2 separate regions of the Homo sapiens genome follow, and region 1 is linked to region 2. Evidence: read pairs that join two places in POLR2A ChIA-PET (ENCODE). Cell type or tissue: B cell. All regions are shown on one strand. Region 1 overlaps DGKD (diacylglycerol kinase delta). Region 2 overlaps INPP5D (inositol polyphosphate-5-phosphatase D).

Region 1 (5,000 bases), 190 kb after region 2:
GCCCGATTGGATGCTGGGGCCGTTGGCTTTTAGGAGGTGGGCAGAAGAGGAAGAGGAGGACTAGTCAAAGAAGGAAGGACTGGCAGGGGAGGAGAAAGAAAGGGGGCTGCAGAGAAGCCCCAGAACCAGCACAGTTTACCTCTAAATACCTCAGTGTATGTCTCCACAACATGAGGATATTTTCTTATATAACAATACCATTATACCTGAAAAAACTTTTTAACATTTAATATCCAGATCATTTTCAAATTTCCCCAGTTGAACCAGAAATGCCATTTATGACCTTCCTTTTGGGAACCAGGTACCCATCAAGTTTTACGCATCATCTTTGGTTGTTGTTATCTCTTTAGTTTGTTAAATTAGAACAGCTTCCACTGTTCTCTCTTCCCGTTCCCTACCTGCCTATAACATCAACTTTTTCAAGAGACAAGGGCAGTTGTCTGGTATTAATGACTTTTTTTTTTTTTTGTTCAGACAGAATCTCACTCTGTCGCCCAGACTGGAGTGCAGTGGTGCGATCTCGGCTCACTGCAACCTCCGCCTCCCAGGTTCAAATGATTCTCCTGCCTCAGCTTCCCAAGCAGCTGGGACTACAGGCGCCCGCCACCATGCCCGGCTGATTTTTTTATTTTTAGTAGAGACGGGGTTTCACCATGTTGGCCAGGCTGGTCTCGAACCCATGACCTCAAGTGATCCGCCCACCTCGGCCTCCCAAAGTGTTGGGATGACAGGCATGAGCCACCGCACCCAGCTGTATTAATGACTTTTAATGGCAAAAACCTCCATTACTTTTGTACCAACCTAATAATCTTTCTGGATTTTTCTGATTGTTTTCCCATCATTCTTTTACATTGTTGTTTTATCTCCTATATTTCCTATAAAGTAGAAGTAAGCAGTTTCAAAGACTCTCACTTCTATATTTTGGTTGACATTTTGGGCATATCCCTAAATATGGAATGCTCTGTGCTCTACCGCATCCCACTTGGAGGTGGGTGTGTCCTGTCAGGCTGTCCCCCTCTGCTGTGTCATCGCTTGGTTTACAGATTTCTAGGTCTTTTCTTCCTCTTTTTTTTTTCTTTTTTTTTTTTTTTTTTTAATAGAAGTGGGATCTCCCTACGTTAAGCCAGTCTGGTCTTGAACTCCTGACCTAAAGTGATCCTCCTGCCTTGGCCTCCCAAAGTTCTGGGATTACAGGCATGAGCCACCTTGCCTGACCAGATCTTTTCATTGGAGATGTGATTTCCCCTTTACAGTTAGGAAGTAATAGGTGATTCCTGGGCACTGTGCAAATATCCTTTACCCCAAATGGTTTCCATATTCATACACAATACAGGACTTGCCTGAAGCAATTTTATTATAAGAGTTTTTAAAATGGAGATTCCTGCCACCCCCATTGTGTCATTTATTCCACATTTATCTGTTGGTGTTATTCTGTAAAGATATTTTCTTGGGGCCAGGCGCGGTGGCTCATGCCTGTAATCTCAGCACTTTGGGAGGCCAAGGCTCAGGCGATCACTTGAGGTCAGGAGTTCGAGACCAGCCTGGCCGATATGGTAAAACCCCATCTCTACTAAAAATACAAAAAAATTAGCTGGGCATCGTGGTGGACACCTGTAATCCCAGCTACTCCAGAGGCCGAGGCAGGAGAATCGCATGAACCCAGGAGGAGGAGGTTGCAGTGAGCCAAGATCACACCACTGCACTCCAGGCTGGGCGACAGAGCGAGACTCCATCAAAAAAGTGAAAATAAAAGGATATTTGCTCACTTCAACCGAGTTAAGGACCACAGTTCCTCCTAAAAAGGCAGGTCAATTGCTGGATTCTTTGTTTAATTACCAATGTTCGAGGTAAGGATTTGGTAAATAGTCATCCCCAGTAGAGGCAAATGTTTCTCTCCCCCCAACCCTAAACCCCCACACCCACCCTGAGTATCACTATATGGATTCATGGCAATTTTTATTCAGTGTTTTACAATCAGTTACAGTCATTCTTTTTGATGCTAAAATTATCCTGATTTTCCTGGAAACACACCTTCATCTGGCTCTTTGGTCTTTAAAGGCTTGCTTGCTATGTTGCGATCTGTTTTCATCTTCTGGATAGAGTCCTGGAGCTGGAGTTTCAGGTAGAAGGGACAGTGTGCGTCCTGTGGCCGAGGCTGCCAGCCCACAGCGTGCATTGCTGCCCATTTCCTGCCAGTCCTGGGACGAGAGTGCCTAGGAGTTTCAAGATTTCAGGCTGGCAGGTCTTTGTTTTCCTTTTTTGGATTGGCTTAGGTTTAGGGTTGTCTCAGCCTCATAAAGTGAGTTGGGTAGCTTTCTGTGAGGAAGGCTTTTGTCTCTGCCTCTCATATTGCATCTCCATTTATTTTATTTTTTGGGGGGAGGTTCTCATCTGTAGGTTAGACCATCTGTCTCCTTACCACTCTGTCCATCTCAGTATTTTTCCCTGTCCACTGTATCCATCAGCATTCTGGGGGCCTCAGTTTTGTCTTTTTGCCACCAGTGACATTTTCTGTAATGTACATTTTTCCCTTTGACTCCTTCCAGTTGGATTTTAATTTTTCCGTAGTGTGATTGTTTTTGTTTTCTAATCTTGGTCAGCATCTTAGCTTGTTGTCTTTTAATTTCAACCTATTCTCATTTTGGTGCTCCCTGTCTTTTAAAAACATTTTAATTTTAACTTTTTAAATAAAGGCCACGTCTTCCTGCATCTTAGGACAAGAATCACATCTTTTCTAAAATGGTCTTCCATTTTCTGCAATCATTCATTTCAGGTTTGTGCATGTACTTTATGGCATGTTTTTCCATCAGCCTCTCCCCTCCCCCTTTCTGTTCTGATGTGATGTTCCTTGAATGGCGTTTGCCAGGCTGCGGGTTTGAATTGCTGTTTCCTGGGGACTTGGCTGGGCACAATCTGGGGCTGGCCGTGGGGTGATCGGCCACGGGCCCAGGCTGTGTCTCTGCTGCTCTGGGCGGGCTCTCCCCTCACCTTGAATTCATGTGCAATGGCCCCATTTTCCGTGTCCATGTGTGTTCCTGAGTAGTGGGTGTTTGCTGATCACCTGCTGCCCACTCTGCTGGCTCTGCTCTTCTGTGTCTGAGGGTAAAGGGTGTCTGCCTCCCTTTCCCCTGCAGGAAGGGCTGGACTCTCATCCCCTGATGAATGGTGCTTTGTCCTTATAGAATGATGGAAGAGGGACACTCTTTTTCTTTTAAACCTGCTATTTTAACCATTTTAAAGTGCACAGTTAAGTGCCATTAAGTACATTAATGGTATTGTGTAACCATCACCTCTATCTAGTTTGGGAACTTCTGTATCCCCTACATGGAAATCCCTTCCCCATCGTGAGTCACTCCTCATTTCCCCCTCCTCCCAGCTGCTGACAACCACTAATCTGCTTTCCATCTCTATGGATTTGCCTATTCTGGATATTTCATTTATTATTTATTTATTTTTTAGATACAGTCTTGCTCTTTCTCTCAGGGTGGAGTGCAGTGGCTCAATCTCAGCTCACTGCAATCTCTGCCTCCCAGGTTCAAGCGATCCTCTCACCTCAGCCCCCCCAGTAGCTGGCATTACAGGTGCACTCCACCATGCCTGGCTAATTTTTGTATTTTTAGTACAGAGGGGGTTTCACCATGTTGTGGCCAGGCTGGTCTCCCAATTCCTGACCTCAAGTGATCTGACCGCCCTGGCCTCCCAAAGTCCTGGGATTACATGCGTGAGCCACCGCACCCGGCCACTGAGCACTGTGTTTTCAAGGCTTATTTACGTTGTACGTTTCAGAACTTCTTCTTTTTTTTTTTTTTTTTTTGTTTGAGTGAATAATACTCTGTTCTGTCAATGTACCACATTTTGTTTGCTCATTCATCGGTTGACAGATATTTGGGTTGCTTCTACCTTTTGACTATTGTGAATAGAACTGCTGTGAACATTCATGTACAAATTATTATTTAAATACCTATTTTCATTTATTTTGTATTTTTTTTTAAATTTTTGAGACAGGGTCTCTGTCACCCAGGCTGGAGTGCAGTGGTGCAGTCATGGCTCACTGCAGCCTCCACATCTTGGGCTCAAGCAGTCCTCCCACCTCAGCTTCCCAAGCAGCTGTGACTACAGATGTGTGCCACCATGCCTGGCTAATTTTTTAATTTTTTGTAGAGATGAGGTCTTGCTGTGTTATCCAGGTTGGTCTCGAACACTCGGGCTCAAGTGATCTTCTTGCCTTGGCCTCCCAGAGTGCTGGGATTACAGGTGTGAGCCACTGTGCCCAGCTGACCTGTTTTCATTTCTTTTGGGTACGTACATGTGAGTTAAATTGCTGGATAATTCTGTGTTTATCTTATTGAGGAGCTGCTAAACCACAAAGGCTGCACCATTGTATGTTCCCTCCAGCAGTGCATGAGAGTTCTGATGTTTCCACACTTGCCAACTCTTGTTACTTTCCACTTATTATAATATAAATGTTATAATATTTAATAATTTAAGAATATTATATTATTCAGTTCCTCAATGACTAACAATGTTGAGCATCATTTCATATGTTTATTGACCATTTGTATATATTTTTTGAAGAAATACCTATTCAGGTCCATTGCCCATTTTCCAATCGGGTTGTCTTCTTGTTGTTGAATTGTAAGAGTTTTTTATATATTTTGGGTACTAGAACTTTATCAGATACATGATTTGCAAATATTTCCTCTCATTCTGTGAGTTGTGTTTTCACTCTCTTGATAGTGTCCTTTGAGGCACAAAAGTTTTGAATTTTGATGAAGTCCAATTTTTTTCTTTTGTTGCTCGTGCTTTTGGTGTTATGCTTAAGAAACCATTGCCTAATCCAAAGACAAGATTTATACCTATGTTCTTCCACGAGTTTTGTAGTTTCAGCTATTATTAATATATTTAGTCTTTGATCCATTTTGAGTTATTTTTTGTATGTGGTGTGAGGTCAGGTTCCAACTTCATTCTTCCTGTGTGGATGTGCAGTTGCTCCAGCACCA
Region 2 (5,000 bases):
GAGAAGCGTGTCATTAGGTGACTTCGTCATTGTGGGAACCTCATGAAGTGTGTATACACAAAGCCCACTTCAGTTAGATGGTGTGGCCTATTGATCCTAGGCTACAAACCCGTATAGCATGTTACTTTACTGAATACTGTGGGCAACTGTAACACAATAAGTTTTTGTGTATCTAAACATTAAAAAGGTACAGTAAAAATATGGTATAAAAAGAAAAAAATGGGCTGGGGGCAGCGGCTCATGCCTATAATCCCAGCACTTTGGGAGGCCGAGGTGGGTGGATCACTTGAGGTTAGGAGTTCAAGGCCAGCCTGGCCAACACGGTGAAACCTTGTCTCTACTAAAAATACAAAAATTAGCCATGCATGGCGGTACACGCCTGTAACCCCAGCTACTCGGGAGGCTGAGGCAAGAGAATCGCTTGAACCCGGGAGATGGAAGTTGCAGTGAGCCGAGATCGCGCCATTGCATGCCAGCCTGGGTGACAGAGCAAGACTGTGTCTCAAAAAAAAAAAAAAAAAAAGAAGGTGGTACACCTGTATAGGGCACTTACCATGAATGAAGCTTGCAGGCTTGGAAGTTGCTCTGGGTGAGTCAGTGAGTGAGTGGTGAATGAGTGCGAAGGCCTAGGACATTACTATGCACTGCTGTAGACCTTACAAACACTGTACACTTAGGCTACCCTACATTTATTTTTTAAATTTTCTTTTTCCAATAATAAACTAACCTTAGCTTACTGTAATTTTTTATTTATAAGCTTTTTATTTATAAACAATTTAATTTTTGACGCTTTTGTAATAAAATGTAGCTTAAAATACAAACACATTGTACAGCTGTACAGAAATATTTTATTTCTTTATATTCTTAATCTATAAGCTTTTTTTCAAGTTTTAAAATTTCAAAACTCTCATTTACATTGACTTTTTTGTTGAAAATTAAGACGTAGGCTGGGCACCGTGGCTTATGCCTGTAATCCCAGCATTTTGGGAGACCGAGGTGGGTGAGTCACCTGAGGTCAAGAGGTCGAGACCAGCCTGGCCAACATGGCAAAACTCTTGTCTCTACTAAAAATACAAAAATTAGCTAGGCGTAGTGGTGTGCACCTGTAATCCCAGCTACTTGGGAGACTGAGACAGGAGAATCGCTTGAAACCTGGAAGCAGAGGTTGCAGCGAACCGAGATGGCGCCACTGCACTCCTGCCTGGAGCAAGGCTCCGTCTCAAAAAAAAAAACAAAAACAAAAACCATAAATGCACACATTAGCCTAGGCTGAAACAGGCTCAGGATGGTCAATGACATTATCACCCACCTCCACATCTCATCCCATGGAAGGTCCTCGGGGCAATAACATGGAGCTGTCGTCTCCTATGATGACAATGTCTTCTTCTGGTTACCTCCTGAAGGACCTGCCTGAGGCTATTTTATAGTTAACATTTTCTTATAAGTAGGAATACACTCTAATGATAAATAATATCGTAAACACGGAAATGAGTGACAGTTGTTTATCATTATCAAATATTATGTACTGAACAGAATTGTACTGTTATGCTTTTACACAGCTGGCAGTGCAGTGGGCTGGTTTGCACCAGCATCCCCAGAAGCATGTGAGTAATGTGTTGCGCTGTGACGTGATGACAGCTACAGCAGCACTACGTGATGGGGATTTTCCAGCTCCATTATAATTTTGTAGGACCTCTGTCCTATATGCAGTCCATTACTGTGGTACATGACTATTTGTGGAGCCCCACGGGTAATTCTCAGAGGCAGCTGATGCCGAGAACTGCAATGTTAAGAAGTAACTGTTTAGGCTGGGCACAGTGGCTCATGCCTGTATTCCCAACACTTTGGGAGCTGAGGCAGGTAAATCATTTGAGGCCAGGAGTTTGAGACCAGCCTGGCCAACATGGCGAAACCCCATCTCTACTGAAAATACAAAAATTAGCCAGGTGTGGTGGCGCACTCCTGTGATCCCAGCTACTCAGAAGGCTGAGTCAGGAGAATTGTTTGAATCCGGCAGACAGAGGTTGCAGTGAGCTGAGATTGCCCCACTGCACTCCAGCCTGGGCAACAGAGTGAGACCCTGTCTCAAAAAAAAAAAAAAAAAAAGGACTTAACTAACTGTTAGGCAGAATCAATGAAAACTAAAAATGCACCTATTCTATGATTCAGTAATTCCGCTTTGGTGTGTGTTCAAGAGAAATTTGTATATTTGTTCACCAAAAATAGGTATAAGAATGTTTAGCCGGGCATGGTGGCTCACGCCTATAATCCCAGAGCTTTGGGAGGCCAAAGCAGGTGAATCACCTGAAGTCAGGAGTTCCAGACCAGTCTGGCCAACACCGCGAAACCCGTCTCTATACAAAATTAGCCGGGCATGCTGATGGGCGCCTGTAATCCCAGCTACTCGGGAGGCTGAGGCAGGAGAATCACTGGAACCTGGGAGGTGGAGATGGTGGTGAGCCGAGACCATGCCACTGCACTCCAACCTCAGCAACAGGGCGAGACTCCATCTCAAAAAAAAAAAAAAAAAAAAAAATGAATGTTTATGGCAGCCTTGTTTGTAATCTTCAAAACTGAAAACAACCCTATGTCCATTAACAGTAGAGTAGATAAATGTGATACTTATAAACAATGGAACTTTTATAAGCAACGAAGTGGCTGAAGGAGTCCAACATAAAAGAGTATCTACTGAGTGAGTCCATTTATATACGTTCATATAAATTAATCAATGGAGATGTTAGTCACACTAATGCTCACCTTTAGGAGGCTCTGGTATTGACAAGGAAGGCTTATGAGGGAAGCTTTAGGATGATGGCGGTTTTCTGTATCTTGCTCTGGGTAGTGGGTAAGTGGGTTTATACAAACCTAAAAATGCATGGGACTGTACACTTATGGTTAGTACACTTTATGTAAGTTGTACCTAAAGTTTTTTTTAAAAAGTGAATGGTTCAGAAGTAGAGAGAATGAAAATAAAAACTTTTGTTTTTTTTTTTTTGAGATGGAGTTTTGCTCTTATTGCCCAGGCTGGAGTGCAGTGGCGCAATCTCAGCACACCACAACCTCCACCTTCTGGGTTCAAGCGATTCTCCTGCCTCAGCCTCCTGAGTAGCTGGGATTACAGGCATGCGCCACCATGCCCGGGTAATTTTGTATTTTTAGCAGAGATGGGGTTTCGCCATGTTGGTCAGGGTGGTCTCGAACTCCCGACCTCAGGTGATCCACCCGCCTTGGCCTCCCAAAGTGCTGGGATTACAGGCATGAGCCACCATGCCCAGCCTGAAAATAGAACATTCTTGAAAGAAAATTGGTAAAAGGAAGAAAAGAGAAAAGTAATTGAAGGAGATGACAGAGATAAGCTCTTTCAGGATGAGTTCCTTTATGTTTGTAGACAGAGAAGAAAGAGCTAGAACATGAGGGGATAAGGATATTGATAAAAGAGGGTTGTTATTGCCAGTTTACCTTGTCTATCCCACCTAATGGACATCTTGCTCATCATTGCAGCCTGAGGCCCTGGAGAGGGCTTGTCATATAGTATTAATAGATACTGTTTGAGTGATTGGATAAGTAGGTAGACGGGTGTGTGAACGGTCAATGGATGAGTGGATGGGTGCGATGGATGGATGGATGGATGGATGGATGGATGGATGGATGGATAGGCGAATGGATAGGTGGGTGGGTGGGTGGATGGATGGATGGATAGATAGATGGATGTGTGGGTGGGTGAATGGATGGATGGATGGATGGGTGGATAGGTGGATGGATGGGTGGATAGGTGGGTGAATGGGTGAATGGATGATAGCCATATGGTGGTAGTGTGGATGATGATGATGATGATGATGATGTGTGGTGTGAGGATGATAATGGATTGATGATGTGTGGGTTGGTGGAGGATGATAAATGATGATAGGTGGATGGGTGGATGGATGGATGGCTAGTCGGTGGGTGGATGGATGGGTGGGTGGGTGGATGGATGAGTGGATGAATAGGTGGATGGGTGGATGGATGAAATGGACAGGTAGTTGGATGGATGGGTGGATGGATAGATGAATGAATAGGTAGATAAGTGGATGGGTGGATGGATGAATGAATAGGTGGGTAGGTGGATGGATGGATGGGTGAATGAGTAAAGATGGGTAGATGGGGAGATGAAAAGGTGGACAGATGGATGAATAGAACTGGGGGTGGAAGCTGAAGTGTGTTATTAAAGTAAGTGACTGCAGAAAGTGAGCAGAGACTGAGCTGAAAATACAGGTGGGGGTTCATCTGAGTCAGAAAGAAAGTAAGAGAAGGTGAAGATACAAGGGATACTGAAGTAGTCAGGAGGATATGTGAGGGAATACAGCAAGGTGAGTTATCTTAGTCTAAAGAAGAAGGCGTGGCAGTGGAGTCTGGACTTGAGCCATGTGAAAAAAGTTTAAAGCCACCTACAGGGAAATTCTATAAAAAGCCAACAGCCGATGAATTTGAGGATTACAGAGGCCACCAGTTAATCTGTTCTTTTACTGATTAAAAAAATAATAATAAGAGGCATTTTTTAAAGCCTATGACTTTGATTTGCAGATGAAGTACAACTTGCCTTCCTGGTGTGACCGAGTCCTCTGGAAGTCTTATCCCCTGGTGCACGTGGTGTGTCAGTCTTATGGTGAGTTCAAACACTGGGGAAAGCAGAACAGGATCAGAGAATGGCACCAAGCTGGGAGGTGTGACTGCCCTAAAATCTAAGGGCTTCAGTCTGTTGATGTGTCAAAGGGAGGAATTCACTGTAACCCTAATCAGGCGACCTGGAAATGTTGATGCTTCCCTGCCTGTCTTGTGCTGCCACCTAATCCATATCCCCTGCTTTAGGAGACATTTGAATTATAGAGCACTTTTTTTCTTTTTCTTTTTGAGACGGAGTCTCACTCTGTCACCCAGGCTGGAGTACAATGGCATGATCTCATCTCACCACAACTTCTACCTCCTGGGTTCAAGCGATTCTCGTGCCACAGCCTCCCCAAGCA

The links. ChIA-PET counts read pairs that join two places held together with the same protein. Peaks named below come from ENCODE experiments on the same cell type or tissue, not always from the same donor. Only the 100,000 strongest peaks of a DNase experiment are listed, where the experiment ranks them.
Region 1: POLR2A ChIA-PET joins it to region 2 with 9 read pairs; 2 of 35 experiments call an interaction of 5 or more read pairs at or near these places.

The regions. Positions count from the first base shown.
Region 1 is chr2:233,366,776-233,371,775 of GRCh38, forward strand. All of the region lies in intron 1 of DGKD (diacylglycerol kinase delta), which reads left to right. Among named protein-coding and RNA genes, the nearest start is that of DGKD, 15 kb to the left of the region's middle. RefSeq lists a silencer at 955-1,155. In B cell, no CTCF peak of the experiment used is centred here; no DNase peak of the experiment used is centred here; H3K4me3 peaks cover 671 bases; H3K27ac peaks cover 3,651 bases.
Region 2 is chr2:233,172,705-233,177,704 of GRCh38, forward strand. It overlaps INPP5D (inositol polyphosphate-5-phosphatase D), which reads left to right. Exons shown (of 27, transcript NM_001017915.3): 18 at 4,561-4,642. Among named protein-coding and RNA genes, the nearest start is that of ATG16L1, 76 kb to the right of the region's middle. In B cell, no CTCF peak of the experiment used is centred here; no DNase peak of the experiment used is centred here; H3K27ac peaks cover 439 bases.